Linked DNA regions of Homo sapiens: region 2 is linked to region 1. A link is a loop called in an ENCODE intact Hi-C map of the cell type or tissue named here. Cell type or tissue: heart right ventricle. All regions are shown on one strand. Each heading gives the region's core, and the rest is flanking DNA. Links, peaks and the distances in the headings are about the cores only. Region 1 holds the start of LINC01275 (long intergenic non-protein coding RNA 1275). Region 2 overlaps PEDS1-UBE2V1 (PEDS1-UBE2V1 readthrough).

Region 1 (16,649 bases), core at 5,416-13,415:
AAGGAGAGACCAAGAGAAACCAGGTCCTTGCTGAGACCTTTAAGTGCCTGGATCAAGCTTCACCTGAAAGCAGCCCTACCTTTCCAGTCAGACAGACTTAGGTTAAGTCTCAGCTCCACCACTTGTGTGCTGTGTGACCATGGGCAAATTATTTACTCTCTCAGGATGTCAGTTTCCTCCTGTAAAAATGGGGATCCTAGCAGAGTGCCAGCTTCATAGGGTTGTTATGAAGATAAGTTAATACATACATAGTTGTTAGAAGAGTGCCTGGTATATTGTAAACCCTCAATAAATTTTATTTTATTTTATTTTTTTGAGACAGAGTCTCACTCTGTCATCCGGGCTGGAGTGCAATGGCTCGATCTCGGCTCACTGCAACCTCCGCCTCTGGGGTACAAGTGATTCTCCTGCCTCAGCCTCTCAAGTAGCTGGGATTACAGGTGCCTGTCACCACGCCCAGCTAATTTTTGTATTCTTAGTAGAGATGGGGTTTTGCCATGTTGGCCAGGCTGGTCTCAAACTCCTGACCTCAAGTGACCCACCTGCCTCGGCCTCCCAAAGTGCTGGGATTATAGGTGTGAGCCACTACACCCGCCTTCAATAAATTTTAGCTATTACTGTTAGCACTGAGCCACTGGAACAAACCTTACCTGAACTGAAACTTTCCTTTGAACTTCACTGATATAGGAATCCAGTGGATTCTGTTTTTGTTTGTTTGTTTGTTTGTTTTTTGAGATGGAGTTTTGCTCTTGTTGCTTAGGTTGGAGTGCAATGGTGTGATCTCGGCTCACGGCAACCTCTGCCTCCTGGGTTCAAGCGATTCTCCTGCCTCAGCCTCCTGACTAGCTGGGATTACAGGCATGCACCACCACGCCCAGCTAATTTTGTATTTTTTAGTAGAGACGGGGTTTCTCCATGTTGTTCAGGCTGGTCTTGAACTCCTGACCTCAGGTGATCCACCTGCCTTGGCCTCCCAAAGTGCTAGGATTACAGGCATGAGCCACCGTGCCTGGCCTGGATTCTGTTTTTATTTTGCTATATTTTTTCTTGCTTGCAGAGTGTGGGGCCTGAGATCAGGGAAGGATCAGCGAGAAAGGTGTGGGGAACTGTGTTTGAAGGTGGCTATTGCTCTGTGGCAGGCAGTTTGCATACAACTTGCTATTTGGCCCCATTTTCCAGAAAAGGAAACTGAGGTTCAGAGAAGTTAAGTTGTCCAATGTTTCGTTTTTTTTTTTTTTTTTTTTTGAGATGGAGTCTTGCTCTGCCACCCAGGCTGGAACGCAGTGGCGTGATCTTGGCTCACTGCAACCTCCGCCTCTGGGGTTCATGCCATTCTCTTGCCTCAGCCTCCCAAGTAGCTGGGACGACAGGCGCCCACCACCACACCCGGCTAATTTTTTTGTATGTTTAGTAGGGACGGGGTTTCACCGTGTTAGCCATGATGGTCTCAATCTCCTGACCTCGTGATCCGCCCGCCTCGGCCTCCCAAGGTGCTGGGATTACAGGTGTGAGCCACTGCACCTGGCCAACTTCTCCAGTGTTTTTACCAAGGAGAAAAGGTAAGGTAAGGTGCCGGGTGTGGTGGCTCACACCTGTAATCCCAGCACTTTGGGAGGCCGAGGCGGGTGGATTACTTGAGGCCAGGAGTTCGAGACCAGCCTGGCTAACATGGGAAACCCCATCTCTACTAAAAACACAAAAATTAGCTGGGCGTGGTGGCACGTGCCTGTGCCTGTAATCTCAACTACTGGGGAGGCTGTGGCAGGAGAATGGCTTGAACCCGGGAGGCGGAGGTTGCAGTGAGCCGAGATCACACCACTGCACTCCAGCCTGGGCGACAGAGCAAGACTCCGTCTCAAAAAACAAAACAAAACAAAGATAAGGGAGGGAAGCTGGACACTGGGTATGGCAAGAGTAAACGCCAGGAGATGTGACTGTACCTGGTGTGCATGCAGGGAATGGGAGTCATTAGGAATCCAGAGGAATTAGCGGGGAATAAAAGGCCAGGAGGCCAGGAAGGGCGGAGTCCAGCTCCGTATCGGTGGTGGTTGAAGCTATCTTTGTGTTATGGCCACATCAGGGGTTCCCTTGCATCAATCTTCTTATCTGTGAGGGGGACATAGAGGTGCATTTGTTTGGATTAGATTTGACTATAAGCCACAGATATCCCAAAGTTATAGTGGCTTAAACATGGCAGACACACACACACACACACACACTACACACACACACACACACACGAACATGGCAGACATTTCTTTTCCTTTCACATAGGTATAGGGGACCAGAGGTAGTGTGGCAGAATCCACAATCACCAGGCCCCTTCTATCTGGTCACTCCACCATCTGGTCGGTCAACCAACAGGTGGCTTCCACCTCAGGGCCCAAGAAGGTTGCTCATGCTGCAGCCGTTTTGTCATATTCCAGCCAGCAGGAAGGGGCAAAGAAGGCAACACTTCCCTGCTTTGATCCCACTGGTTAGAACTTGGTCTTAGTCACATGGCACTCTCTGCTGTACAGGAGGCTGGAGAATGCAGTTGTCCTCTGCGGAGACCAACTTAAAAGCTGGGGTTCTATTAATAATAAGAAAGGAAAATGATATTATTAATAGTTGATACTCGGAAGCTTCTGCCACACACATGGCAGGCACGAGTCCTTCTTTTTGGCCTCCAGTGTATGAACTGCTTTCCTAGGCTCTCTAGCCATTGTGGTGTTCCTGAGAGTTCCCCAATTATTTCCCTAGTAGATTACTTGTTTCTTGCCTGTCATCGTGAGCCCTCATAGTGAATGGCATAGGGGACAAGATCAGAAATGCCTGATCAACAATAACGGTGAGCATTTATTGAGCACGTACTGCACGCCAGGCCATGTTATAACCTTACTTCAGCCTCCCGAGTAGCTGGGATTACAGGCATGCGCCACCACGCCTGGCTAACTTTGTATTTTTAGTAGAGACGGGGTTTCTCCATGTTGGTCAGGCTGGTCTCGAACTCCCAACCTCCGGTGACCCGCTCGCTTCGGCCTCCCAAAGTGCTGGGATTACAGGCCTGAGAGCCACCGCACCCGGCCGGACCTGGTTCATTTTAAAATTGTTGTCTTAATCTTAGTTGCTTAACTGCTTGCAATTCTGTGTGTTGGCTGGTGGTTCCTCTGTGGGCTTCCCCTGGGCTTGTGCATGCGGCTGCTTCTGGCTTTCAGCTGTGCTGGCTGGGCTAAGGTGGCCTCATTCATGGTGACATGGGATTCAGATGGGATCCAGATGGGATTCAGATAGCAGCTGATTGTTGGCTGGGGCACCTCTGTACTGCATCTGGGCTCTCATCATCCAGAAGGTTAGACTGGCTTCTGTACGTGGTGTTTTCAGCACAGCATCCAGGAGCCCTAGGCCCAGATGTCCCATAAAGTCTCTTTCTCCCATTTATTCTATCTCAAAGCAAGTCAAACACCAGCCCAGGGCTTCCAGGAAACTGCTCCTCGCTCCTTGTTGGCCCACAGACTTCATTTGTACTCACTAGCAGAGGGATAAGATTACTCTTTGACTCATCCGGCCCTCCAAGGCAGGGCAGGGAATGGGGTCACTTACCTAAGGCACCTGGGTTGCCTGGGGAAGGGGGCAAGTGCAGGGAGAGGGTGGTTACAGAGGGACACAATAGACAATAGGACCATCACCACCCACTGTTTATGTTCGGTGGAATTTCTTTCCAGGCATTTTACAAATATACGCAAGAGATCTTCCTGCCTGCCACACTTATACTGAGAACCTTTTTCTGGAAGCCTCTTGGGACTGTGCCCTAATTGTGTCTAGATCCAGGGCACAATCATACAATGATGTTTTTCCTTTTCCTGGGAGCAGGTGGGAATGACAGATTAAAACTTGCTTTAAAAACTAGAACAAAACATAGGTGAGTTTCTAAAAAAATGCCTTTAAAAATAATAATTCAATTTTTTTTCAAATTTACAGAAAGTTGCAAGAATAGTACAATAAACTCTCAATACCCTAATTATCAACATTTTGCTACACGTGATTTATCCTTCTTTCTCTCCATGTGTACCATTTTTTCGGAACCATTTGAGAGTCAGTTACAGACATAATGCCTTTTTACCCTAAATTCTTCAGTGTGTATTTCTTAAGAACAAAGACATTATCTTATAGGAACTCTATAGTTTTTAAAATCAGAAAATGTCACATTGGTGCAATGCTATAATTTAACTTCTTTTCTTTCTTTTCTTTTTTTTTTTTTTTTTTTGAGATGGAGTTTCGCTCTTGTTGCCCAGGCTGGAGTGCAATGGCGTGATCTTGGCTCACCGCTACCTCCGCCTCCCAGGTTAAAGCAATTCTCCTGCCTCAGCCTCCCGAGTAGCTGGGACTACAGGCACACGCCACCACACCCAGTTAATTTTTGTATTTTTTTTTTTTAGTAGAGATGGGGTTCACCATGTTGGCCAGGATGGTCTCGATCTCCTGACCTCGTCATCTGTCTGCCTCGGCCTCCCAAAGCAGTGGGATTACAGGTGTGAGTCACTGCGCCTGGCCTATAATTTAATTTCTATCGTTCAGATTCAAATCTCGTTATTTATCCCAATTAGGAACTGAGACCCTTTTTTTTTTCTCTGAGTCTGCTTGCAAGGGACATCTCTTATTCTTAAACTAGTGACTATCAATGTCATTGCACCCCTTCTAGGGAGGTAAAATGTCCTTCTGCCCAAAGAGAAGAAAGTCAATAACACATAAAACCTGTTTAAAGAATCTGTGCTTAGAAATCCTCCTCGTAGGCCAGGCGCGGTGGCTCATGCCTGTAATCCCAGCACTTTGGGAGGCCGAGGCAGGTGGATCACCTGAGGTCAGGAGTTCAAGACTAGCCTGGGCAACATGGTGAAACCCCGTCTTTACTAAAAATACAAAAATTGGCTGGGCGCGGTGGCGCATGCCTATAATCCTGGCTACTCGGGAGGCTGAGGCAGGAGAATCACTTGAGCACAGGAGGCAGAGGTTGCAGAGAGCTGAGACTGCGCCACTGCACTCCAGCTTGCGCGACACAGCGAGACTCTGTCTAAAAAAAAAAAGAAAAGAAAAAGAAATCCTCCTCATCCTCATAGGCTCTGTACAGTTACAGCAATGGTTCTCAGTTGGGGGTGATTTTGACTCCCAGGGGACATTTGGCAATGTCTGGAGAAATTTTTGGTTGTCACAACTGGAGGTGGTGATTTACTGGCATCTATTGGGTAGAAGCCACGGATGCTGCTAAACATCCTACAGAGGACGGTTCCCCCGCTGCCTGACAACAAAGAATGACCCAGTCCAGGATGTCAATGGGGCCAAGGTTAGAAATCCTGACCTGTAAGTAAACTGAAGAGGCATGCCTTTTTCTGTTGCAATGGAGCTCCCGTGGATCTACAATTCACCCCAGCAATTCCATTTCCCCCCACCTATGTCACAAAATCCCACCTCTGTAGGCACAGGGAGGTCCAGCCAAGTGTGTTTAGGATCGCTGGAAACTGGAACCAACCTGCATGCCCGTTAGGAGGAGACAGATCAAGCACGTAGTCACGCTGCGCTGTGTTGCTTCCCTCCGCTTCTTTTGCTCCTGGGTAAATAGGGCGGGGGAGGTGAGATTGGAAGGATGCCAGGAATCTTGGGCCCAGCTGCTGCTTTATGACTTAGGGATATAACTGCTTCTGACTCATGCGTGCTTGGCTCTTTGTGATTATGTGCTGAGACACGTCAGCGGGAGGCTGCCCCGGAATGTCTCCCCATGCGAATCGAGGGTGGGGCCTCTGCTGAGTCACCTCTGGCTCCTAGAAGCCTGGCTCAGGGTCAGCTCATTTGAAAAGCGGCTGCCTTTTCTTCTTTTCTCTTCTCTTCTCTTTTTTTTTCTCTCTCTCTTTCATTCACATTATAGCTTGAGTCAGAACTTCATTCCTTTTTAAGGCTGAAGGACCACATTTTGCTTGTTTGTTCATGTGATCGATGATGATGGACACTTAGGTTGTTTCCACTTTTTAGCTATCGTAAACACTGTTGCTAATGGAATATGGGTGTACAAATATTTCTTCAAGATCTTGCTTTCAATTCTTTTGGGTATATACCCAGAAGTGGAACTGCTGCATCATATGGTAATTTCTGTGTTTAATTTGTTGAAGAACTGCCATACTGTTTTCCAGGTTGGCTGTTCCATTTTTAAATTTTATTTATTTATTTATTGTTTATTTGTTTATTTTTTTGAGACGGAGTTTTGCTCTTGTTGTCCAGGCTGGAGTGCAGTGGCGTGATCTTGGCTTATTGCAACCTCCGCCTCCCAGGTTCAAGCCATTCTCCTGCCTCAGGTACCCAAGTAGCTGGGATTACAGGTGTGCGCCACCATGCCCAGCTAATTTTTGTATTCTAGTAGAGACAAGGTTTCACCATGTTGGCCAGGCTGATCTTGAACTCTTGACCTCAAGTGATCCACCTGCCTCAGCCTCCCAAAGTGCTAGGATTATAGGCGTGAGCCTCCACGTCCGGCCTGGCTGTTCCATTTTATATTCCAACAGTGCACAAGGGTTCCAATTTCTCTACATCATCACCAACACTTATTATTATTATTATTATTTTGGAGATGGAGTTTTGCTTTGTCACCCAGGCTGGAGTGCGGTGGCGCTATCTCAGTTCACTGCAACCTCCGCCTCCCAGGTTCAAGCAAATCTCCTGCCTCAGCCTCCCGAGTAGCTGGGACTACAGGTGAGTGCCACCACGCCCGGCTGATTTTTTGTATTTTTAGCAGAGGTGGGGTTTCACCTTGTTGGCCAGGCTGGTCTTGAACTCCTGACCTCAGGTGATCTGCCCACCTTGGCCTCCCAAAGTGATGGGATTACAGGCAGGAGCCACCAAGCCTGGCCTGTTTTGTAGTTTTCATTGTACAAGTTTTTCACTTTTTGGATTAATTCCTAAGGATTTTCTTCTTTTTGATATTATTGTAAATGAAATTGTTTTTATAATTTTTGTTTCAGATCACTCACTGTCAGTGTAGAGAAAAGTAACTGATTTTTGTGTGCTGACTTTGTATCTTGCTACTTTGCTGCATTCATTTATTAATTCTAACAGTTTTTTCTTAGTTTGTGAAATCTTTAGGGTTTCTACATATAAGATCATATCATTGGAGAGCAGAGATTATTTTACTTCTTCCTTTCCGTTTGGATGCCTTTGATTTCTTTTTCTTTTTTTTTTTGAGATGGAGTCTCACTCTTTCGCCCAGGCTGGAGTGCAGTGGCTCGATCTCGGCTCACTGCAAGCTCCACCTCCCGGGTTCACGCCATTCTCCTGCCTCAGCCTCTCGAGTAGCTGGGACTACAGGCACCCGCCACCGCGCCCAGCTAATTTTTCTGTATTTTTAGTAGAGACGGGGTTTCACCGTATTAGCCAGGATGGTCTCGATCTCCTGACCTCGTGATCCACCCGCGTCGGCCTCCCAAAGTGCTGGGATTACAGGCGTGAGCCACTGCGCCTGGCCTGATTTCTTTTTCATTCCTAATTGCTCTGGCTAGAACTACCAGTACTATGTTGACTAGAAGTCAACATAGGGTTTTTTTTTTTTTGAGACAGGGTCTCACTCTGTCACCCAGGCTGGAGTGCAGTGGTGCGATCTCAGCTCACTGCAACCTCCACCTCCCGGGTTCAAGCGATCCACCCAGCCTCCCAAGTAGCTGGGACAACAGGCACCTGCCGCCACGCTTGGTTAATTTTTTTTTGTAGAGATGAGGTTTCACCATGTTGCCCAGGCTGGTCTTGAACTCTTGAGCTCAAGTGGTCCGCCCACCTTGGACTCCCAAAGTGCTGGGATTACAGGCATGTGCCACTGTGTCCAGCCTTGGGCAGCCATTTTGGACCATAAGATGAAAACTGCCAGTTGTCTTCAACAAAAAGAGCGCAAGATAGCAAAAGACTGGGTTCCTGACACCGTAAAGCAACTATGCAGCTCTGGATCACTTTCATTCAGATTAATATGAGAGAGGAAAACAAACTACTTTTTGACTAGGAGGCAGTTGTTATTTGAACCTTTCTTACAGCATGGAGCCTGTATCCCACCATTGTAGTTTGTCTAATGAATAAATGGATGATTGAATAACCAAAGAAGCAGTCAGATCCAGGCCCCCATACAGATTCATGCACAAAGACTCTGCCTTAGCCTAGGTGGGAGCAACGTCCAGGTGCAGTAGAAATATTCATGGCTGGAGGCTAGTTCTTTCTGACACAGGGTCTCGCTCTGTTGCCCAGGCTGGAGTGCAGTGGTGTGATCACGGCTCACTGCTGCCTTGACCTCTTGGGCTCCAGCAGTCCTCTCACCTCAGCCTCCTGAGTAGCTGGAACTACAGATGTGTGCCACCACAGCTGGAGATATATATATGTATTTTTTATAGAGACATGGTCTCACTATGTTGCCCAGGCTGATCTCAAACTCCAGGATTCAAGTGATCTGCCCACCTTGGTCTCCAAAAGTGCTAGGACTGCAGGTGTGTACCACCGTGCCTGGCTGATTTTTTTTCTGTATTTTTTTTAACGACAAGGTCTCACTCTACCAGGCTGGTCTCGAACTCTTTGGCTCAAGTGATTTGCCCACCTTGGCCTTCCAAAGTGCTGGGATTACAGGTGTAAGCCACCGCGCCTGGCCCAGAGGAGCTAGTACTACTAGTTCTAAATCTGGCCTTTCCACTAGCTAGCTGTGTGCCCCTGAGCCACCCATGTGCCCTCTCTGGGTCTCACATTTCTCAGTTGTAAACCCGGCTTAGCAAATCTTTAAATCTATGCAATTTAAAGTTATTTTTGCTCTTTTGCAATTGCATTTCTAGGAATCCATTCCCAGGGAAATTCTCACCACATAGCACATGAACACAGGTGCCAGGATGCAGCTGCACCTTCCTTTGTGGAGCAAAAACTTGGAAATATCCTTAAAAGTGATTAAGTAAATCAGAGTATGAACTGTGCTCTGGAGTGCAAGACCGCGGACTATGGCTTTCTGGATTCTCTGGTGACACCTGCTGGCACAAAGGGATACTGCAGCCCAGCTTGGTTACGTATTGGGAATTTCTAGAAGAAGAGAGGTTCGGGGCAATTGTGTGAGGGTGGTTTGGGAAGGCACAGAGCAGGGAGAGATTTGGAAGGAAGGTCAAGGCAAGGAGGTGGCCTGGGTGTGGAGGTTGCAAGCATAGACTTGGGTTCAAATTCCAGCTTCACTACTTACTAGCTGGGTGAGCCTGGGTGGATTTGGGACTTTCTCTGAGCCTCACTTTCTTCTTCTGTAAAATAAGGATTCTGGGCCAGGTGCGGTGGCTCATGCCTTTAATCCCAGAACTTTGGGAGGCTGAGGCGGGCAGATCACAAGGTCAAGAGTTCGAGACCAGCCTGGCCAACATGGTGAAACCCCATCTCTACTAAGAATACAAAAATTAGCTGGGTGTGGTGGCGTGTGCCTGTAATCCCAGCTACTCGGGAGGCTGAGGCAAGAGAATCACTTGAACCTGGGAGGCAGAGGTTGCAGTGAGCTGAGATCACGCCACTGCACTCCAGCCTGGGAGACAGAGCAAGACTCTGTCTCAAAAAAAATAAAATAAAATAAGGATCCTAAGGCCCGTGTTACAGATTATTGGTGAGGGCTGGGTGAAAGAACTAATTTATTTAATAATTTATTGAAACAACATTTCAATAAAGATGTCAGTGACTGACAATCTCATCTAGGTGCCAGGGATACAGCAGGGGATGAGGCCTGGGTCCTGCCCTCCTGGAGCTTACAGTCTAGTGCAGAGAACACAACAAACCAATAAGCATGCATGTGATATAATCTCAGGTATTATTTTTATTTATTTATTTATTTTTGAGACAGAGTCTCAGTTTGTCACCCAGGTTGGAGTGCACTGGTGCCATCTCAGTCACTGCAGCCTCCACCTCCTGGGTTCCAGTGATTCTCATGCCTTGGCCTGCCAAGTAGCTGGGACTACAGGTACACACCACCATGTCGGCTAACTTTTGTATTTTAGTAGTCGGCTAATTTTTGTATTTTAGTAGAGATGGGGTTTTTCCATGTCGCCCAGGCTAGTCTCGAACTCCTGGCCTCAAGTAATTTACCCACCTCGGCCTCCCAGTGGCGGGATTACAGGCGTGAACCACCGTATCCAGCCTAATTTCAGGTATTTATGACACTACAAACGAAAATAAAGCAGGAGGCGTGCTGGTGTGGGTGGAGGCATTGTTACAAGTGGGGTGTGTGAGGAGGGCATCTCTGAGGAGGCTTGAGCAGAGCCAGAGGAGCCGTGTCGTGTGTGTGTATGGAATGCATGAGAAATGCTAGTGGAAGAGCCTCACACATAGGAAAGGGCCAATAAATGGTGGGTCATCATCTTATTACACACAGCAGAGGGAACGAAAGGAAGAGGGATTGGAATCCGTTTCCCAGGGTCTGCGGCAGTCACAGAGAGTGACAGAAGATTCCCTGGGCTGGCAGGTGGAGCAGCAGCCCTGCTCATGGTGTGGGGGGTGGGGAGCCCTGGACCTGAGGAGACCCAGCTCTGGGTGGCCTTGGGTGAGCCACTCTCTGGGCCTCAGTTTCCTCATTTGGAAAACAGGGCCGATAATGCCCACCTTGTGAAACTGGGGGGTGTCACAGGCTGAATGATGACCTCCTCCAAATAATTATGTTGAGATTCTAACCCCCAGTACCTCAGAATGTTACTGTATTTGGAAATAAGGCCTTTAAAGGGGTAATTAAGTGGCCAGGCACAGCGGCTCACGCCTGTAATCCCAGCACTTTGGGAGGTGGAGGTGGGCAGATTACTTGAGGTCAGGAATTCGAGACCAGCCTGGCCAACATGGTGAAACCCTATCTCTAGGAAAAATACAAAAATTAGCTGGGCATGGTGGTGAACATCTGTAATCCTAGCTACCCGGCAGGCTGAGGCAGGAGAATTGCTGGAAGCCGGGAGGCGGGAGTTGCAGTGAGCCGAGATCCCGCCACTGCACTCCAGCCTGGGTCACAGAGTGAAGCTCCCTCTTGAAAAAAAAAAAAAGGTAATTAAGTAAAAATGAGGTCATTAGGGTGGACCCTAATCCAATATAATCGTTGTCTTCATAGGAAGAGGAAATGTGGACACAGACACAAACAGAGGGAGGGCCATGTGAGCCCAGAGCAAGAAGGCGGCCATCTACAAGCCCCGGAGCGAGGCTGCGGGAGAAGCCAGCCCCGCTCACACCTTGACAACAATCTCTGTTGATTAAACCACACAGTCTGCAGTCCTCTATTACGGTGAGCCCTGCCAGCTGAGATGGGGTTGACGTGGGAATACAGCTGGGCACACAGGAGGCCCTCAGTGGAGGCTGGTTTCTTTGGCCCAGTGCCACATGGAGCCCGTCCACTGGCTGAGCTGGGGGCCTGATTGTGGCCACTCAACGTCTCTGTAAAGCTCAGGGTCTGCCTTGAGATCCTGCACTTACCACGGAGTGGCCCTGCCTTGGGGACCCATCTCACCTCACTTCTGCCCTCCTTTCTGGTTCATGACTCAGCCATCCACTAACCTCCCGTGGTAGCACTGTGGCCACTCTGTAAACGACAGCACCACTGGTGTCTCATTGGGGGCCAGTCTGGAAGAGGGAGACCACCCTAGGCATTTCAGACAGAAGGGATGGAATACAGGCATTGCTTACACAGAGGACGGACGAGCCGAGATGCAGAAAGGCCAGGTGAAGCATTGGCCACAGCTGGAGGCGCTCCACCCTAGGCCAGCGGGACAGAAGGAAGCTGGGTCCGAGAAGCCAGGGCTTGGAGCCACAGTGGGGGCTGCCTGGTAGGAGTTGACCAGGGAGGGAGGGTCTGTCGGGCGGGGGCGGGGGCTCTTTGCCTTCCGATCCAAGCTCCGCCCTCTGCAGCTCTGCTCTGTGTATCCCAGAGCTGACCCTGCGGCGCCTTTCCCAGGCTCGCGTCCGGTGAGTTCCTATTGGCCAACGGGAGGCCCCGGTCGGGGAGCGCCCCGGGACAGGCCCCTGTGCCTCCCGCTTTGCGGAGTGACGCAGGCCCTGGGCTACAGCAACCTTACCAGCCCCTCCAGCTTAGAGGTGGCAGTGGCTCTCTGCGGCTGCGATTTCTTTCTCGGAGCGTCCTCCCCATCCCGTTCGGCCTCTGCCTCCACCGTCGTCTCTGTAACCCGTTCCCTGTGGGAGAGTCTCTGTTGCGGTGTTCAGGGGTTTCGGTTTTCTGGCTGAACAGTGATTAACGCGAGGGAAGGCGCTGACGGCAAGGTGGCAGGTGACCAGCCCAGCAGGCCGCCCAGCCCTTCCCTTCCTACAGACAGAAGCACTGAGGCCTGCAGAGGGGACAGGCAGGTGGGCGTGGGGGATCGGGGGCAGCCCTGGAGTCAGACAGGCCTTGTTTTGTCCCAGGAAGAACATTCCAACACAGACCACAACACCTATGGACCTGGAAAACATTGTGCTCAGTGAAAGAAGCCAGACACAGAAGGACAATGTTGTATGAGGTACCTGGGATGGGCAGATTCTGAGAGATGGAAAATAGAATAGAGATTACCTGGAGAGAGGGGGGAATTGTTGAATGAGGACAGAGTTTGTGTTGGGGATGATGGAAAAGTTTTGGATACAGAGAGTTATGACGAGTATACAGCATTGTGAATTTTTTTTCTTTTCTTTGTTTTTTGTGACAAGGTCTTATTCTGTTGCCCAGGCTGGACTGCAGTGGTGCAATCCTAGCTCACTGCAGCTTCGACCTCCCGTGCTCAAGTGATTTTCCCACCTCAGCCTCCCGAGTAGCTGGGACTACAGGTGCGTGCCACCACGCCTGGCTGATTTTTCTTGTATTTTTTTGTAGAGATGGGGGTATCGCTATGTTGCCCAGGCTGGTCTTGAACACTTGGGCTCAAGTAATTCTCCCGCCTTGGCCTCCCAAAGTGCTGGGATTACAGGTGTGAGCCACTGTGCCTAGTGTGAATGCATTTAATGCCACTGAATTGTACACTTAATAATGGTGAAAAATATAAATATTCTGTTAAATATTTTACCACAATAAAAAAATGTGTGACAGTTGTCAGAATCAAAATGGTGTCACTAATGTTTTTTTTTTTTTTTTTTTTTTTTTTTTTGAGATGGAGTCTCGCTCTGTTGCCCAGGAGGGAGTGCAGTGGTGCGATCTCGGCTCACTGCAAGCTCCGCCTCCCAGCTTCACACCATTCTCCTGCCTCAGCCTCTTGGAGTAGCTGGGACTGCAGGCACCCGCCACCACGCCCAGCTAATTTTTTGCATTTTTAGTAGAGACGGGGTTTCATCGTGGTCTCGATCTCCTGACCTCGTAATCCGCCCTCCTCAGCCTCCCAAAGTGCTGGGATTACAAACGTGAGCCACCGCGCCTGGCCTGGTGTCACTAATGTTAAGAAAACCTTCACAAATAGAGGCAGACCATGAAGAGAGGGGTCTCATTCTTATATGCCTGATAAAGAAAGACTTTAAGAACTACAACCCTTGGCGGGGTGCAGTGGCTCATGTTTGTAATCCCAGCACTTTGGGAAGCTGAGGCAGGTGGAATACCTGGGGTCATGAGTTCGAGACCAGCCTGGCCAAAATGGTGTAACACTGTCTCTATTAAAAATACAAAAAAAATTAGCCAGGCGTGGTGGCAGGCGCCTGTAATCCCAGCTACTCAGGAGACTGAGTCAGGAGAATCGCTTGAACCTGGGAGGTGAAGGTTGCAGTGAGCAGAGATAGCACCACTGCATTCCAGCCTGGGCAACAGAGTGAGACTCTGTCTCAAAAAATTAAAAAAAAAAAAAAAAAAGAAGCCGGGTGCGGTGGCTCACGCCTGTAATCCCAGCACTTTGGGAGGCCAAGGTGGATGGATCACATGAGGTTGAGAGTTTGAGACCAGCCTGACCAACATGGAGAAACCCCGCCTCTACTAAAAATACAAAATTAGCCAGGTGTGGTGGTGCATGCCTGTAATCCCAGCTACTCGGGAGGCTGAGACAGGAGAATCGCTTGAACCCGGGAGATGGAGGTTGCGATGAGCTGATAGTGTCATTGCACTCCAGCCCAGGCAACAAGAGCAAAACTCTGTCTCAAAAAAGAAAATATTTATTTTTAGAGACAAGGTCTTGCTCTGTCACCGAGGCTGGAGTGCAGTCATAGCTCACTGGAGCCTTGAAGTCCTGGGCTCAGGCAGTCCTCCTGCCTCACCTCCCAAGTATCTGAGACTACAGGCAGGCACCACTATGTCCAGTTAATTTTTAAATTTTTTCATAGAGATGGAGTCTCACTATGTTGCACAGGCTGGTCAGTCTAGACAATTTTAAATTAAATATGTAACTCACATTAACAGGTCACATTATTTATTTATTTATTTATTTATTTATTGACACAGGGTCTCGCTCTGTTGTCCAAGCTGGAGTACAGTGGCACAATTTCGGCTCACAGCAACCTCTGCCTCCCGGGTTCAAGCGATTCCCCTGTCTCCGCCTCCCGAGTAGCTGGGATTACAGGCGCCCACCACCACGCCCGGCTAATTTTTGTATTTTTAGTAGGGACAGGGTTTCACCATGTTGGCCAGGCTGGTCTTGAACTCCTGGCCTCGTGATCCACCCGCCTTGGCCTCTCAAAGTGCTGGGATTACAGGCATGAGCCACCATGCCCAACCGCAGACATCTTTTTGTTTTGTTTTTTTTTCTTTTTTTTTTTCTTTGGAGATGGTGTCTCGCTCTGTTGCCCAGGAGGGAGTGCAGTGGCATGATACCTGCTCACTATAGCCTCGAACTCCTGGATTCAAGCGATCCTCCCACCTCAGCCTCCTGAGTAGCTGGGCCTACAAATGTGCAACACCACGCCTGGCTAATTAAAAAGGTGACAGAGAGACCCTGTCTCAAAAAGCAAACAAACAAAAAACGACACATGTGCGTGTGTGTGTGTGTGTGTGTGTGTCTGTGGAGAGAGAGAGAGAGAAAGAAGGAGAATATGATACATCAAATGTAGTAAAATGAAAACATTTGGGAAATATTTGAAGTATTTGTAACTTTTCTCTAAGTCTGAAAGTATTTCAAAATTAAAAAAAAATTTAAAAGGTGAATAGTGCCAGGTGTGTTGGTGCACGCCTGAAATCCCAGCACTTTGGGAGGCCAAGGCAGGTAGATCACCTGAGGTCAGGAGTTCGAGACCAGCCTGGCCAACATGGAGAAACTCCGTGTCTACTAAAAATACAAAAATTAGCCAGGCATGGTGGTGGGCACTTGTAGTCCCAGCTACTCGGGAGGCTGAGGCACGAGAATTGCTTGAATCTAGGAGGTGGAGGTTGCAGTGAGCTGAGATTGCACCACTGCACTCCAGCCTGGGCGACAGAGCAAGACTCTGTCTCAAAAAAAAAAAAAAAAAAAAATGGTGAATAGTACCAAGCGGTGGTGGAAGATATGGGATATAAAACCCTTGGGCACAGCTGGTGTGAGTGGAGACGGGACAGCCTTTCTGTAGAGCACCTGGTACTTAGTCAAATTAGTCCCCCCATCCCCTACAACCTACTCTCAAGCCAAAGTCCCAGAGACATCCTCACACCAGCCCTAGAGGGTGCAAGGAGGTGGCAGCTCACCTTATCTGTGGTGGGGCAGGTTGGGGGTCACTTGGGTGTCTACCCCAGGGACTGGGCGGCTGAGACTGGGGACTGCTCATAGAAAGGACCGTGGATGAGCCACAGCTACAAAACCCTTCACACAAGTGTTCATGCCACAAAGTAGCCACATGTGTTTTGCAGGGACACATTCCAGCAAAAAGACACAAAGTGACAGAATGGCTGCCTTTGAGTGGGGGTGAGAAGAGGTGGATGGCAGGTACCAGAAGAGAAGGGAATAAATATATGAAGAAATACAACCCCCTCGGGCAGTGCCTGGCACAGCATAAATGCCCAGGAAAAAGAGGCCCAGTTGCTTACGTTCCCGGCGACAGGGCCGGGACCAGCGCCGGCTTCCTGGTGAAGGAGGCCACCCTTTCCTCTTGAGGGGTCTGAGTATGCATGTCAGCACCCGGTGGGCACCCAGCACCCAGCTGACCAGGGGCCTTCACCTCTGTGGGGGTTACCGGCCTGGCCCTGAGAACTGGATGAAAGCTGGAATAATTCTTTCTGTAATAAAGCAAACGCAACCACGTTCAACCTTTCCCTTCATTTCAGAGGCTTCCCGCACCTGATGCCTCCCACAGCCTCAGGCTGAGTCCCCAGGTGCTCCAGTGGGGGTGGCAAAGCTGAGCACTGAGTTGGTTTCCATAGTTTTCATCATTAAAATGTTTAAATGACTAGGCCGAGCACAGTGGCTTCTCAGCATTTTGGGAAGCCGAGGTAGGCAGATCGCTTGAGCCCATGAGTTTGAGACCAGCCTGGGAAACATGGCAAAATCCTGTCTCTACAAAATGCAAAAAAATTAGCCAGGTGTGGTGGTGTGTGCCTGTAGTCCCAGCTACTTGGGAGGCTGAAATGTGAGGATTGCTTGAGCCTGGGGAGGCTGAGATTGCAGTGAGCCGTGATTGTGCCACTGCACTCTAGCCTGGGTGACAGAGTGGCAGACCCTGTCTCCAAAAAAAAAAAAAAAAAAATTAGCCTGGCATGGTGGTGCGTGCCTGTGGTCCCAGCTACTTGGGAGGCAGAGGAGGGA
Region 2 (15,591 bases), core at 2,995-10,994, 49 kb before region 1:
AGAAGGACCAGGACTCTAAACATAGAGGGACAAGGAAGCTGGAAGCCCTCACCCAGCACATCCAATTCATCACCTTTGTCTGATAGCAGTGCCTACTCTGCATCTCTCCACTCCGTTCACTTCTCCACTCAGGGCAAGCTGCCTTTATCTCCCACTTGGAAGACCCCAGCAGCTTCCATTCTCTCCCCTATGGCCCATTCTCCATATAGACCAACATCTGCTCAAAACACCCTCCAGCTAAAGCCTTCAGTGGCTCCCCATTCCCTCTGGATAAAATACAAACTTTACAAGTTGAGCGACCATAGAATTATCACCTAATGAGGACACACATCAGATTAAAAGGGGACTTATTATAATCTCACCAGGACAAGTGGAAACCAGGGCTCTCCAGGGCAAAGCAGGATGCCTGGACACCCTGTGCACCAGGCTCTGCACCCAGGGCAGGGACGAGGATGGGGTGGTCAGATTTAACGGGGCTTTCACTCAGGTCCTGACTCCGCACTTGCACAGCGCTGCAGGTGAGTGACTCCTTAAAATCTGCACCCTAGGGCAGGGCATGGTGGCTCACACCTGTAATCCCAGCACTTTGGGAGGCCGAGGTGGGCAGATCACCTGAGGTCAGGAGTTCCAGACCAGCCTGGTCAACATGGTGAAACCTCGTCTCTACTAAAAATACAAAAATTAGCGGGGCGTGGTAGCACACACCTGTAATCCCAGCTACTCGGGAGGCTGAGGCAGGAAAATCGAGCGAACCCGGGAGGCAGAGGTTGCAGTGAGCTGAGATTGCACCATTGCATTCCAGCCTGGGCAACAGAGAGAGATTCAGTCTCAAAAAAAAAAAAAAAATCTGCACCCTAGGTACCCCACTTGCCTCACCATAGCCTTGGCACAGCCTGCGCCTCTGAGACTTTCTGTACCTCTGCGGCGACACTGGCCCTTTGCAAGCCCCCTGGAACACATGCCCTCTCCCACTTCAGGGGCTTTGCCTGTGCTGTTCCCACTCTTCAGTTCTCAGATCCAGCACCATCCCCTCAGGGAAGCCTTCCTCGATTCCTCCAACCACATCAAATTCAGCTATAATTAGCTCTCAAAGTGCCAGCACTGGCTACAGGTGAAGCAACTTGACTTTTCGTGTATCACGTGATACAAGTTTGCTTTGGGGAGCACAGAAAATACTTGCCCTGGACTTGGGGTCACTGTAAAGCATCAGTAGCAAGTGGAAGCATTTGGGTTCCTAAGGTGGACTCACCTTTGCAGTGAAATTTTCTAGGTTCAAGTCTTCCTTCATCACTCAGTTTGCTTTGTGACTTCAGGTAAGACGCTTGAACCTCTCCTGGCATCAGTTTCCCCTTCTATGAGGATAGTAGTATCAACCTCATAGGATTGCTGTGGAGATAAAATGCTTTCCTAAAACCCCTTGGGCACAGGGAAGAGGAAGGGACACTAGAAGAGCTCATAATTACCAAGCCGTTACATCCAACTTTTAATCCTCACAACTCGATGCAGCAACTCCTGTGAATATCCCCATTTTTAGAGATGAGAAAACTGAGACTCAGAGCTAACAGGTGGAGAGGATGAGGATTAAAACACAAGCCTTTTATCTATGGTGCCCGTAAATGTTTACTCGCATGGATTCCTTGGCTCTTGTAGGAAACTTCTTGCAAGTAAAATTGACAATAATAATTCCCGTGCCGAGCTCATCGCAGGAAGAGGTTAGGCGGGACAGCCCGAGGCATGCTGGTTGTTGTAGTCTAGCGTTGGCGCAGTGCCTGATGGGAGTTGTAGTACGTCCCGCGCACACGCTCCCTCGAAGAGTTTCTGCCCCATTCCTGGACGTCACAGCCGGTCCCCAGAGCAGGATTCCTTCCGGCGCCTGCGCCTGATCACCGCTCTGCGCTTGAGCTGATAAACTCAGCTGATGGGATAAGAGTCTTGTTTTATCGGATTTTGGGGAAGATTAAAATGGTTAATAGAACTAGAGAATTTAGAAGAGGGCTTGGCACTAAGTGCAATATAAGTATTAGCTGCTATTATTACCTAATCCTCAATGAACCTTGCAAAGTAGCTGTTACCATTTCCATTTGTGAGATGAGAAAACTGAGACTTAGAGGAGTTAGATGGCTTTTCCAAGGTCACACAACAAGGAAGGAGTAAAATCAGTTTTGGAATCCAGTTCTCTTTACCCTGTGTCACCCGCTGGCTCTCCCGTGATGAGGGAGGTGGAGCCTGGGAGGTTTTGAGCTAAATGTGGGCAGGTTTGCCTTTTTACAAAGTGCATCGTGCTGCCATGAGGAGACAGGGCGAGGACACCCAATTGGGCAGCAGCAATATTGGTAGCAGGGAACCCAGAGAGAAGGTGTATTGGGCATGTTTACCGCCATTCCAGTCGCCATGGCCCCACATGGCAAGGTGGGTGTTTGGAAACTTTCCCTCCCCTCATAAAAGCTGAAGAGAAGGTTGGGCGCCCTGGTTCACACCTGTAATCCCAACACTTTGGGAGGCCGAGGCGGGCGGATCACCTGAGGTCAAGATTTCGAGACCACCCTGGCCACAATGGCAAAACCCCGTCTCTACTGAAAATACAAAAATTAGCCGAGCTTGGTGGCTCAGGCCTGTAATACCAGCTACCCGGGAGGCTGAGGCACGAGAATCGCTTGAACCTGGGAGGCAGAGGTTGCAGTGAGCCAAGATCGTGCCATTGCACTCCAGTCTGAGCGACAGAGCGAGACTGTCTCAAACAAAAAAGCTGAAGAAAAAGCCTATTTTTGTCCCCTTTCCTCCTTCCTACAATATGAGGTTGTAATGGTTAGAATTAGAATCCTGGGTGATGTGGCTGAGCTGCTGAAGGAATTGCAGGGCTGCCCAACTGCAGACATCTGAAGACATGAGATAATGTGCCTGTTGCTTAAGTTGTTCTTAAAGGTAGGTTTTTGTTACCTACCACCAAAAAGCATACCTAATAGATACAGGAAGCTGACGCAGTGGTTCGGTTGAGAGGCATGTAGACCTGACAGATCCACAATGTCCATTCGTGAACTCTCTTTTCAAGTGGGAAAACACTAGGGCTGGTTTGGAATCTCTGGGATGTAAAAGGCATGAGTAGTTTGAAAAAGTATATTCAAAAGGTGAAAAAACAAAAATTATATAATGTTATCCACAACCTTCAATTTCCTATTTATAGTTAAGGAACCCCCCCAACCTCGTGCTACAGTTTTTGTAGCATAAGCTGCAGAAAGTAAAGCTGACAAACTGTCGACAGGAAGGACTGTGGACTTGCAGAAGACAGAGAGGAGAAGGGATGTGTGGTTAACAGAGTGTGTGATGAGGCCGGGCATGGTGGCTCACACCTGTAATCCCAGCACTTAGGGAGGCCAAGGCCGGTGGATCACCTGAGGTCAGGAATTCGAGACCAGCCTGGCCAACATGGTGAAACCCCATCTCTACTGAAAATAGAAAAATTAGCCGAGCATGGTGGCTCATGCCTGTAATCCCAGCTACCCGGGAGGCTGAGGCAGGAGAATCACTTGAACCTGGGAGGCAGAGGTTGCTGCAGCATTGCACTCCAGGTTGGGCAACAAAGCGAAACTCCATCTAAAAACAAACAAACAAACAAACAAACAAACAAACAGGATGTGTGATGCATTTGCTAGTGAAATTCTATGGCATTTATGTGGAGTCATGGCTCCCTGAGGTGTGTCTAGCCATGGCGCTGAGACATCTTATTTAATGTCTGATGTAGTTTCCGAAATATACAGTCAAAAAGCGGTGGGGATGGGTGGGCAGGGGGTCTTGGTGTACTTCATTAACTCACTCTATCAATGGACATCTAAGTTGTTTCCATTGGCTTCTTCTGATACAATTTTTGTAATGTCTTAATTTTGTATTATATGTTACTTCTGTGGTCAAGGAAAAAGGAATGAAAACTGGGGTTTGGGGCAGGGAGGTGGGGGGACAAAAAGGATGTTTCCTTAACGTATAAAGAGCCCTTGAAACTCATTAAGAAAAAATAACTCAAAGATGACAGTTACAGCAAATATTTATTGAGCATTTGCCATATTCCAGGAACATGGTATTTTGCATATAATAATGTATTTAATCTTCACACCTATCCTATGAGGTAGGTACCATTATTATTCCCATTTTGCAGGTGAGGAAACTGAGACACAGAACGGTTAAGTAACTTGCCCAAAGTCACAAGCTTGTAAGTGGCAGAACTGGGATTTGAACCCTACACTCTTAACCAATGCTACCCTCCCTTCCAAGAAAAATAGGAAAAGGACATGAACAGATGAGGAAATGCAAATGCATTTTAAACTCACAGTAAGATACCCAATCTCACAAAACATATTGTATTTCAGTGATTTGAAGCTATACGTTTTTACTTTTTTTTTGTTTTTTTTTTGAGACAGAGTCTCGCTGTGTCGCCCAGGCTGGAGTTCAGTGGCGCGATCTCAGTTCACTGCAACCTCCGCCTCCTGGGTTCAAGCAATTCTCCTGCCTCAGCCTCCCAAGTAGCTGGGATTACAGGCACCCGCCACCACACCCAGCTAATTATTTCTTTTGTATTTTTGGTAGAGACGGGGTTTCACTATGTTGGCCAGGCTGGTCTTGAATTCCTGACCTCGTGATCCGCCCAAAGTGCTGGGATTACAGGCGTGAGCTACCACACCCAGCCACATTTTTACATGTGAACTTCTGAAATCAGGATGCATCTTAGAATCAGTGACATCTTAGAATCAATGAAATACAGTAAGAGGAATGCAAATTAAAACCACCTATCAGATTGGCAAAGAACAAAACATTTGATAACACGCTGTGTTGGCAAGGGTGTGAGGAAACAGGGACTCTGAAAACTTGTGAACTTAAACCGGCATGGCCTCTGGAAGACAATTTGGTATGCACTATCAAAATTTAAAACACACTCGTGGTTCAAGCCTGTAATCCCAGCAGTTTGGGAGTCTGAGGCAGGAGGATTGCTTGAGCACAGGAGTTTGAGACGAGTCTGGGCAACAAAGCAAGACCCCCGTCTCTAAAAATAATAAAAAAAAATTAGCTCAGCATGGTGGCATGCACCTGTAGTCCCAACTACTTGGGATGGGAGGCTGAGAGAGGATAGCTTGAGCCCAGGAGGCAGAGGCTGTAGTGAGCTGGGATTGCACCACTGCACTCTAGCCCAGGTAATAGAGCAAGACTTTGTCTCAAAAAAAAAAAAAAAAAAAAGTCAAGTCCATTCCATCCTGAAGGTGGAACACTATGCAGCTGTAAAAAATAATAATGGTTTGTGAACATTAATGATAACACTATCTCCAAAATATATTAAGTGAAAAAAGGCAAGGTGCAGAACTGTGTGCATAATATCCTACATATTGTGTGAAAAGGAGTGGGGCAGACATACCCCTCTGCCTACATAAGGCATTGCAAGTGTCTTGTCAAAATGATGGCCTCTAAGGAGGGGAACTGAGTACCTGAGGGAACATGAATGGGGAGCAATTTACCCTTCATTCTAGACTAGGGAGAGGTTGGTAACTTTTCTCTGTAAAGGGCCAGATCGTAAATATTTTAGGCTGTGTGGACCACGTGGTCTCCGATGCAACGACTCAATTCTGCCACTGCAGTGCAAAAGCAGCCTCGGACAATATGTAAATGAGGGGCATGGCTGTGTGCCAATTCAGCTTTACAAACTGGAATTTGAATTTTCTGTGTTAGGAAATATTGTTCCCCCTCCCCCAGCCATTTAAAAAATGCTCGTGGCTGACATGGTGGCTCACACCTGTAATCCCAGTGCTTCAGGAGGTTGAGGTGGGAGGATCACTTGAGGCCAGGAGTTTGAGACTACCCTGGGCAACATAGCGAGACCCCATCTCTAAAAAAAAAAAAAAATTAGCTGGATGTGGTGGTGTCCATCTGTAGTCCTAGCTACTCAGGAGGCTGAGGTGGGAGGATCACTTGAGCCCAGGAGTCTGAGGTTACAGTGAGCTGTGATTGTGCCACTGCACTCCAGCCTGGACAACAGAGCAAGACCCTGTCTCTAAAAAACAAACAAACAAACAAACAAACAAACAACCCACAAAAGCTTCTGAGCTATAGAAAAGCAAGTGGCTGGATTTGGCCCACTGTCCAGGGTCAGCTTATCCATACTCTAGCCCTGTTTATATTATTTGATATGAGCCACTGTACCCGGCGTGATTCTTATTCTTTACCTATGCAAGCATTACCTATTGCTTATATAGCAATATATATATTGCTATATATATATATATACCCATATATATATGTGGGTAGCTTGAAAAATATTTTTGGTTTATCAAAGGAGGGTTGGCTGGGCGCGGTGGTTCATGCCTGTAATCCCAACACTTAGGAAGGCTGAGGTGGGCCGATCGCTTGAGCTCAGGCGTTCGAGACCAGCCTGGGCAACATGGTGAAACCCCATCTCTACAAAAAATACAAAAAGAAACTAGCTGGGGGTGGTGGCACATGTCTGTCGTTCCCGCTATTCAAGAGGCTGAAATGGGAGGATTGCTTGAGCCTGGGAGGTTGAGTCTGCAGTGAGCGCAGATCATGCCACTGTGTTCCAGCCTGGGTGACAGAGCAAGACCCCGTCTCCAGGAAAAAAAAAAGGCGGGGTGATGGAGTTTCAGTTGGGGGCAGGCGCCCAAAGGTATGTGCCCAGGCCCCTTCTAAAGAACAGTGAGCACACAGGGGTATGCAAGTTCACTACAGCTCCCCCGGTTGAGCTGGAAATCCATGTTTGCCCTGCATGCCACTACCCTGTGCCACCACCAGACAGCAGCACATGCCTACCTGAAACCAAGCCATCCCACAGCAGCTGGGAGGGAGGCTGCAGGCAGTTGGCCTATGCACTCATTTTGTTTTGCCCACAGTACGTTTTAAACACGGAGCCAGCATTTTTAAAGTTTAGATTTCTGGCTCCTGTTTAACCAGCTGCTGTGAGTAGCAGCTGCCCTTTAGGCCTGATGTCTCCAGGTCATCCCAGTCCCCAGCGTCAGCGGCCCTTTCTCAGGCATGCTGCAGTTGCCTCATAGTGGACACATTTCTCACGTGCCACCTGTCTCACCTCCCTCTCCACAATGGGAGCGTTAAAGCACAGGGGCTTTGGGTCAGACGCTGGCTCAAATCCTGATTCTGCCACCTACCAGCTGTGTGACCTTGGGCATATTACATGACCTCTGTGCCTCAGTTTCCCCATCTGCAAATGGTGCAAAGAGTACTCACTTCTCAGAGCTGCAGGGACTGCTTGACAGGACCCATGCCAGAGCTCTCTGCACAGTCTGGTGCAAAGTTAAGTGCTCAGTAATATTAAGTAGCATTTTCCCCTGTCTGGCCCTCATAGGCACTTGTTTGCAAGTCCCTGATCTCACAAGTGGCCCCAACACTCTCAGACCCAATGCAGCGCACCTTCTGGTTTTGAGAAGGATTTTTTTCCAGCCCCCAGAATTCAGAAGTGAAATGGTCTGAGTCTGAGGGCTGCTCTACCCTTACTACCTGTGGGACCTTGGGGGAGTCACTTTACCTCTCTGGACTCAGGCTGAGGGTTTTTTTTCTGTCGGCTCCAGGGGAACTGACACAGATTGGTGGGGCCTGGAAACCAACACCACAGTGGTGAGGCTACTCCTATGGCCTCTAAAGAATTTAGCTGCCTGTCCCATCCACCATTGACTTCTTTTTGTAGTAATGCCTTAGGAAGAGGTGATCACAACCCTGCAAATCCAGATGGACATTTTTCAGCCCTGGGCAACCAGAGCATTTCACCCCACTGGCCAATGTGATTGGTTCAGGGATGGGCACGTGACCCAGTCCAGACCAATGAGAGCCTGCCCTGGGACTTCCACTGCAACTACTGGGAATGCACTTTCCACTGAGATTGCTGAGCTGGTCTAGTAAGTCTCAACTCAAAGAGAAAAACAGAGCTTAGAGAGACCACGTTTTGATGAATCATGTGAGCCCCTGGGTCCTGCCAAACCTTAATTCAGAACACCTGTAGACTTTTCCGTTTTATGAGCTAATACGATTATTTTAGCTGTTTACTTTAAATTTCTGTCATTTATGAGTTGTCGAATTCTAACACCCTTCCTTGTGTGGTCCCCTCAGGCATAGTCACAAATCAAAAGTCTAGTTGGCAAAGGAAAATGGCATTATGGGTCACGTTTTAAAAAATAAATGTCATGGCTGGACGCAGTGGCTCATGCCTGTAATCCCAACACTTTGGGAGGCCAAGGTGGGTGGATCACCTGAAGTCAAGAGTTGGAGACCAGCCTGGCCAACATGCTGAAACCCCATCTCTACTAAAAATACGAAAATTAGCCGGGCATGGTGGTGGGCGCCTGTAATCCCAGCTACTCAGAAATGTCATTATCTGTGACTGCTCTGGAGTCCTTTAGGCATTTCCCTGTCCCCAACAGGCTTTCTTTTTTCTGGCTAATATTGCAGAAACTATCTAGCCTAGACTAGCTATTGACTATGTCTGTAGCGTTCACTACAGAATCGCAGTACCTAGTTCATAGGAGATGCCTTATAATTACTTATTCAACAAATAAACAAGTTACTAATTGGTCTATAATGTCCTGACCCGGTGCAGTGGCTCATACCTAAAATTCCAGCACTTTGGAAGGCCAAGGCGGATCACTTGAGGCCAGGAGTTCAAGACCAACCTGGACAACATAGTGAGACCCCATTTCTTTAAAAAAAAAAAAAAATAGCCAAGCCAGGTGTGGCGGCATGTGCTAGTCCCAGCCACTCATGAGGATCGTTTGTGTCCAGGAGTTCAAGGTTGCTGTGAGCTATTACACCTCACCTCTGCACTTTAGCCTGGGTGACAGAGCATGACCCTGTCTCTAAAAACATAGTAATAAATACAAATAAATAAAATGACCAGCAGGTCCCCACTCACCTCAGCCTATGAGTCTCTGTATACCAAATCCATGTTTTCCCAACCTTGTCTTCCATTTTTCCTTAGCTCACTCTAGTCCAGCCACAGTGGCTGCCTCACCATCTCTTAAAATCCCAAGCTTGTTCTTTTTTTTTTTTTCTAAGCGAAGTCTCGCTCTTATCCCCCAGGTTTGAGTGCAATGGCTCGATCTCGGCTCACTGCAACCTTCACCTCCCGGGTTCAAATGATTCTCCTGCCTCTGCCTCCCAAGTAGCTGGGATAAAGTCGTCTGCCACCACGCCTGGCTAATTTTTGTAAATTTTAGTAGAGACAGGGTTTCACCATGTTGGCCAGGCTGGTCTAGAACTCCTGACCTCAGGTGATCTGTCCGCCTCAGCCTCCCAAAGTGCTGGGATTACTGGCGTGAGCCACTGTGCGTGGCCCCAAGCTTGTTCTTGCCTCAGGGCCTGTGTACTTGCTGTCCCATCAAGAGGCCTCTTCCCTCACTTCTTTCGTGTCTGACCTCCTCTCCTCCCCCAGGTCTCAGCTCAGAGGCCCTTCATGACCACCCTGCCAAAGCAGCACCGACCCTGCTTTTCCGCTGTGGTTCTGTCCTGTTTGATTTTCTTCACAAATCACCACCTGAATTTCCATGTGCATTTATTTGTTTATTGACTCTTTTCCCAGGAGGTCAGCTCCACCAGGATAGGTCTTTGTTGGTTCTTTCACCGCTGTACCTGTGTACAGGACAGAGCCTGGCACACACCAGGTGCCAGTGAATATTTGCTGAAGGAAGTCACAAATAGGGATCAGCCATCATTACTTTATCATCATGATCAACAGGAAAGACCACTGTCCTCACCCAATCCCCTCCAAAAGGCTTTGGAGCAGATGTCAACATTAATTCACTGTCTCAGGTGACAGCTCTCATCCTGAGGCCAGGGTTGGGGGGAGCTGGGAATGGGGCGAGAGTGGGGCCTCACGTCCCAGGCTCCTTGATACCCCCCACCCCACCCAGCCAGGAAACACCACGAGGCAGCCAAGGTTAAGTAGACTCTTGCTGCTTTGTTATAAATATATTATGTACATCCAAAACATGACATTAAAATATTACTCCGTGTTACAGAAAAGATATTAAGGCTTTCTATTATTTACATTAAACAAGCAAGCACCTTTAAAAAAAAACAAAACAAAAAAGCCCTACTCTTCCTTCTCTGACATACTCTGGCCAGAGGGGATACCGTGTCCTCTTCCAAATGACCAAGATGCTCTGCAGGGGCTGTGCCCTGTGAAGACATCTTGGTATTGGAAACATCAGCTCTGGCAGGGTGGGGGCAGCAGAGAAGTAGGGGTCTAGACTTGAGCAGGAGGTTCCAGCCTCTTCTGGCCGGCTACCCTCAGACCCCTGCTGAGCTTCACCATCCTTGGGGGACAGGCTAGGCTGAAGGTGGTGGCTGGGGCTGTCCACCTGCCCAGCCTCCCGGGGTCAGTATGCAGGGCTGTGGCAGAACAATGCTCCACGACGCTTAGGTGTGCCTGGGGGCTCCCCAGACCACTGGGGCCAGACAAGGAGGGAAAGAGGCAACTCACTGGCCCCAACGCCAGCCACACTGAAGGGCTGCCCAGCGGGGCAGGGACGGCAGGCGTGCAGGGAGTGGGTAAACCTCCTCTCTACCAGGGGAGGCTGGCAGAGTCAGGCTTGCAGATAGAGCAACTCAGGTGGCTGAGGAGGGGCCGAGGAAAAAAAAAAAAAAGAAATGAAAAATCAGTGGCTCAAGTATTCTGTGTCATGAGGGGTGGGCTGGGGTACCTGGGCCCAGCCCAGGAGATGTCCTCTCCATCTGGAGGGGCCAGCTCAAAGAGGCTGGAATTTGGCAGATGGCTTCGGTTTGGGGGCTAGGGAAGGTTGGCAACCAGGTAGCAGGCTCGGAGAAGTTATTTGATCTTCTGGGCCCATTTCATGTCATCTGCCCGAGGCTTCTCGCCCGTCAGGCCCTGGATGAGGTCCTCCAGGCGTCGCCAGAAGCCTATCTTCTCCAGAGGGTAGTTGAGCCAGCCTGCAGTAGAAATGGCAGCGGGAGTTTGAATGGGAGAGAGTAGTCAAGGGGACATTGGAAGAGAGCTGACCTTCACTGGGCTGGAGGGGCCCAATGAGGAGTGAGTCAGTACAGGATAGGACACAGGGACCGGCCAAGGAACTGGAAGTGGGGGCCTCCCACCAATGGGCCTGGGGCCACTCAGGCCTCCAACCCCCATATTCCTCTACTTTCTTACTATATACCAGGCACTTACTTATATTTGAGCACTTACTATATACCAGGCACTGTGGTGGCCTTATCACTCAGCTCAAATGCTACCTCTGCCAGGAAGCCTTCCCTGATCATCCACTTAAGCAGCACCCCAGGTTTCTCACATTACCCTTTATCTATCTATCTATCTATCTATCTATCTATCTATCTATCTATCTATCATTTATCTATCTATTTATTTGAGACAGAGTCTCACTCTGTGGCCAGGCTGGAGTGCAGTGGGGCGATCTCGGCTCACTGCAACCTCCACCTCCCGGGTTCAAGTGACTCTCCTGCCTCAGCCTCCGAGTAGCTGAGACTACAGGTGCACACCACCATGCCCAGCTAAGTTTTGTATTTTTAGTAGAGACTAGGTTTCACCATGTTGGCCAGGATGGTCTCGATCTCTTGACCTCGTGATCCACCCGCCTCGGCCTCCCAAACTGCTGGGATTACAGGCATGAACCACTGAGCCTGGCTCTATTTACAATTTTTTTAATGCAGATGGGGTCTTGTCTTATATAGGCTGGTCTTGAACTCCTGGGCTCAAGCAATCCTCTCGCCTTGGCTTCCTAAAGTGCTGGGATTACACGCGTGAACCACCATGACAGGCCACCCTCTTTCATTTCTTTATAGCCTTTATGATAACCTGTAACCATCTTCGTTAATTCTCTATTTTCCTGTTCTGTGTTTGTTCACCCCCCAATCCCCAACTGGAACGTTATCCCCAAAATGCAAAACACCATGTTCTTTCACTGCTGATCCTCAGTGCTTAGAATACAGCCAGGCGCAGAGTAGGTGCTGAATAAATATTGCTCACAATCTTACAGCCTTCCAGCTCACCATGAGGTAGATACTAATATCAGTCCCATTTTCCACATGAGCACACTGAGGCTTAGAGAAGAGTTTCCCAATTAGCAGGTGGCCAAACCAGGATTGGAACTCAGCCCTGCCTAAGTAGTTAACCCATCTCCTAAATAGCCTGAATTCTAATCCCTCCACCTGCCTTCCAAGGAGCACAAATTGAGGACATGAAAAAGAATGTTTTTTTGTGGTTCTCAGTTCTGTTTCCAGAAAGACCTAAAAAAAAATAGTAGCTGTAATTTATCAAGTACCTACTATATGCCAAACACCGCATTTGCCATTCCCACTATGGCCCTAAGAAGGTGATATATGAAGGAGGCGGCTGCAGCCCTATTTTGTAAGGAGAAAAGCGGTCCCCAGGGAGGTTTGTGAGTTGCCTAAAGGCACATGTGGAGAAGCTGAGAGTTAGGCCTGAGTTAGACTTGACAGCACCTGATACACTTAACCTTGAAAGCAGCCCAGCTGGCTCCAGAGAAACTCCCAGTTCACCTCACCTCTTTCGCACTGGCTGCTAACTGAGCATGGCACGTGGGCCTCCTTTCCCTTCCTCCACTGCACTGGGCATGTTCCTGCCTCTGGCCTGCTGCTTCCTGTTACCTTTGCTCTAATCTGTGCTCATCTATCTTCAGGGCCCTCCCACACTTCTCTCCTCCCTCTTCAGTTGCTCTGCCCCCTTCTCTCCTCCCTCTTCCACTGCTCTGCCCGCTTCTCCCTCTTCCATTGCTCTGCCTCAACTCCAGTCAGGAGCCTCTTTGCCATTCCGGAAACACACCAAGCAAGCAAAGGCCAGCCTCAGGGCCTTCGCACCTACTGTTCCTGCTGCCTAGAGTGCCTCCCACAGAGGTCTGCACGGCTTTGTCCCTCAGCTCCTCGGGGTCTTTGTTCAAGTGTCACCTTCCCTGACCACCCGATTTAAGAGGCAAAGCCCCCACTTCCTTCTCCCACCCCTGCTTTATTTTCCTCCATAGCAGTTAGCACCATTAGCCACGCTACACATTTTATTCATTCGTTCCAGCTCCCTCACTAGATGGTGAGTGCCACAAGGGCAAGGATCCGTGTTTTCTGGTTTTTTTTTTTTTTTTTTTTTTTTTGAGACAGTCTCTGTCACCTAGGCTGGAGTGCAGTGGTGCGATTTCAGCTTACTGCAACCTCCACCTCCCAGGTTCAAGCAATTCTCTTGCCTCAGCCTCCCGAGTAGCTGGGATTACAGGTGCCTGCCACCAAGCCCAATTAATTTTTTTTCGTATTTTTAGTAGAGATGGGGTTTCACCATGTTGGCCAGGCTGGTCTCCAACTCCTGACCTCAAGTGATCCACCCGCCTTGGCCTCCCAAAGTGCTGGGATTCCAGGCATGAGCCACTGCGCCCAGCTGATTCATGCTATTTTGTTTGCTGCAGGAGCCTACGCCCAAAGCACCATGGCATGTGGTAGGTGCTCAATAAATACGGGATGATGGGTGGCTGGAATCACAACGCCATGAAGTCGAGGGAGAGGGCTTTGTCAGTCTCATTTACTGTGTCCTCAGCACCTAGAATAGTGCCTGGCACACAGTAGGTGCTCAATAAATGCATGACCTGAGAGACTGTTCCCAGAGGGCAAGGACTGTGTGACCTCCTGCTGTGATCTCTGCCCTCCTGACCTCGAAGATGGTGCAGTGGCTGGGGTGGGGAAAGCCCATTCCACGCCACTGGTGGCCGCACCTGTGGTGATGCAGAAGTAGGTCTCGTGGGGTGAGACGTGGTGGATGCGATGGTGTTTACGTGGCAGGATGACATGCCAGTCCTGCAGGAGGGTGACCCAGCGTGGCAGCCCAAAGTACGTGTGCGACCACTTGTGGATCTGGTTGGTGAAGGTGCCGAAGATGATCAGGCAGAAGACGAAGCACTCCCAGGGGTATAGCTGCTCCAGGGCTTCTGCAGGTTGGGGAGAGGGGGGGCCGGCACAGCTGTCACTCGGGACGGGGAACCCACCCCAAATGGCCCTCACCACCTGCTCCTGGGCGGCTCCTGAGCTGGGCAAGCACCCAGGATTCTCTTCCACCCCCTGCAGGGCCGCAGGCAAGCTCAGGTGCTGCCCTGGGCTTCAGGCTTTCCTCCTGCTCAGGAAGCAGGCGTAATGGTGTAATAGGATAATGGCATAAGCATGGCAATGGCTGGGAATGTAGACCGGAGTCAGCTGGAGCTGGGTTCCGATCTCTGCCGACATTTCTTGGCAGTATGGGCTGGATCGGTGACTCTGCCTCTAAGAAGCTTAATTTCCCCATCAGGAAAATGGGAATGATGCCTTCACCCAGGTTCCCTAGAAGCGGAGCCTGAAACAGGTTCTTGTGCATGTGATTTATCAAGGGAGCCTCTTCAGGAAAAAACCTCGAAGGGAGGGAGGGAAGCAAGACACGGCAGGGGAAGAGCAGAGCAAAGATGGGGTGGGTGGCGTCCTGTCTCAGTCTGTTCCTGCAAGGAGCTCTGAGGTGTTAACGGCTCTTTAGAATTAGACCCACTCAGAGGCAAAGGGACTAGCGTCGGAGGCGTTTCAGTCACTGGCTCCAGCCTTATCCCAAGGAGACAGGTGGGACCTCCCCTCCATCCCTGGAGAAGCTGGGAGCTGTCAGCAGCCACCACTCACAGAAGCAGGGGCTGGGTGCACCCCCAGGGAAGGGGATGGGCAGGGTGCCATAGCACCCACTACACTACACGTCCTCACCACCTCTACCCACCGGAGGCTGCCTGAAGAACAAATGGGTGTTAAGGTGCTGGAACAGGACCGGGCCCCAACCTACCTCCACCTGACAGATAAGGCAACTGAGGCTCAGAGTGGTGAAATCACTTACTTTGGGACCAGTCCCTCTAAAAATAGGCAGGCCCTGTTTTCACAGCCTAGACATTTTCCACTAGGCCACGGTAGCAAAACCCCAGAAGCCCTGCCAGGCAGGTAACACAAATGAACAAGGTGGGTTGGGTGCAGGGAAGCAAGGAATAGTGGGGACGGTGGTAAACTGGAAAGACGCGTCCTGTCAAAGGCAGTGGCTGCAGCTCAGCTCCCACCCAGTGAGGCCAGGTGGGAACATGGACCCAGGGGGGCCAGAGCAGATTGTGCAAGAGAAGCTGGAAACCTCCATCTTCATGTCAGGTTTCCTGATTTTACATGAAGACAATGAATGAAAACTCTTTTAAAATACCATAAGGAGCCAAACACATAAGCCCCAGAAGGCTCCTGGGGGTCGGCCTCTGCCCCCAAGGCCCCCTCCCAGCCCACCACTAGCTGGGTGTCTCACCAGGGCTGTGGGTGCGGAACTTGTAGGCCATGTTTAGCAGCGGCAGCAGTGTCACCAGGCAGTTGTCCCCGTTGGTCTCGATGAAGTCGTGCCGTGTGATAGCTGTCGGGTCAATGTGGTGCTCCCGGAAGGGTCGGATGAAAGCCTGGAGTTGAGGGGGACACAGCCCCAGCAGTCAGCCTAAGGTGGTCAGCTGCTCTCCACAGCCCCCTAAACACATTCACCCTGGGCTCACCTCCCGCCTTTGATCCTAAGTTTCCTCCACCCGGGATGCTTGAACA

What was found. Peaks named below come from ENCODE experiments on the same cell type or tissue, not always from the same donor. Only the 100,000 strongest peaks of a DNase experiment are listed, where the experiment ranks them.
Region 2: a loop joins it to region 1, with 3 times the contacts of the local background. A loop is called at or near these places in 102 of 110 quality-filtered maps.

The regions. Positions count from the first base shown.
Region 1 is chr20:50,160,524-50,177,172 of GRCh38, forward strand. LINC01275 (long intergenic non-protein coding RNA 1275) reads right to left here and starts at 5,677. Exons shown (of 2, transcript NR_183899.1): 1 at 5,507-5,677; 2 at 2,244-2,572. LINC01273 (long intergenic non-protein coding RNA 1273) reads left to right here and starts at 12,047. Exons shown (of 3, transcript NR_109943.1): 1 at 12,047-12,265; 2 at 12,400-12,494; 3 at 15,758-16,148. RefSeq lists enhancers at 5,019-6,218, 11,745-12,246. In heart right ventricle, for the core only: a CTCF peak has its summit at 9,006 (motif pointing left); DNase peaks (open chromatin) are centred at 5,698, 9,018, 11,356 and 11,958; H3K4me3 peaks cover 2,875 bases; H3K27ac peaks cover 4,831 bases.
Region 2 is chr20:50,114,236-50,129,826 of GRCh38, forward strand. PEDS1-UBE2V1 (PEDS1-UBE2V1 readthrough) reads right to left here. Exons shown (of 8, transcript NM_199203.3): 4 at 15,311-15,455; 5 at 13,740-13,952. PEDS1 (plasmanylethanolamine desaturase 1) reads right to left here. Exons shown (of 6, transcript NM_199129.4): 4 at 15,311-15,455; 5 at 13,740-13,952; 6 at 4,019-10,944. The coding sequence ends at 10,823. It also overlaps a transcript of UBE2V1 not described here. Among named protein-coding and RNA genes, the nearest start is that of UBE2V1, 8.9 kb to the left of the region's middle. RefSeq lists a silencer at 1,686-1,842. In heart right ventricle, for the core only: a CTCF peak has its summit at 6,772; a DNase peak (open chromatin) is centred at 6,796.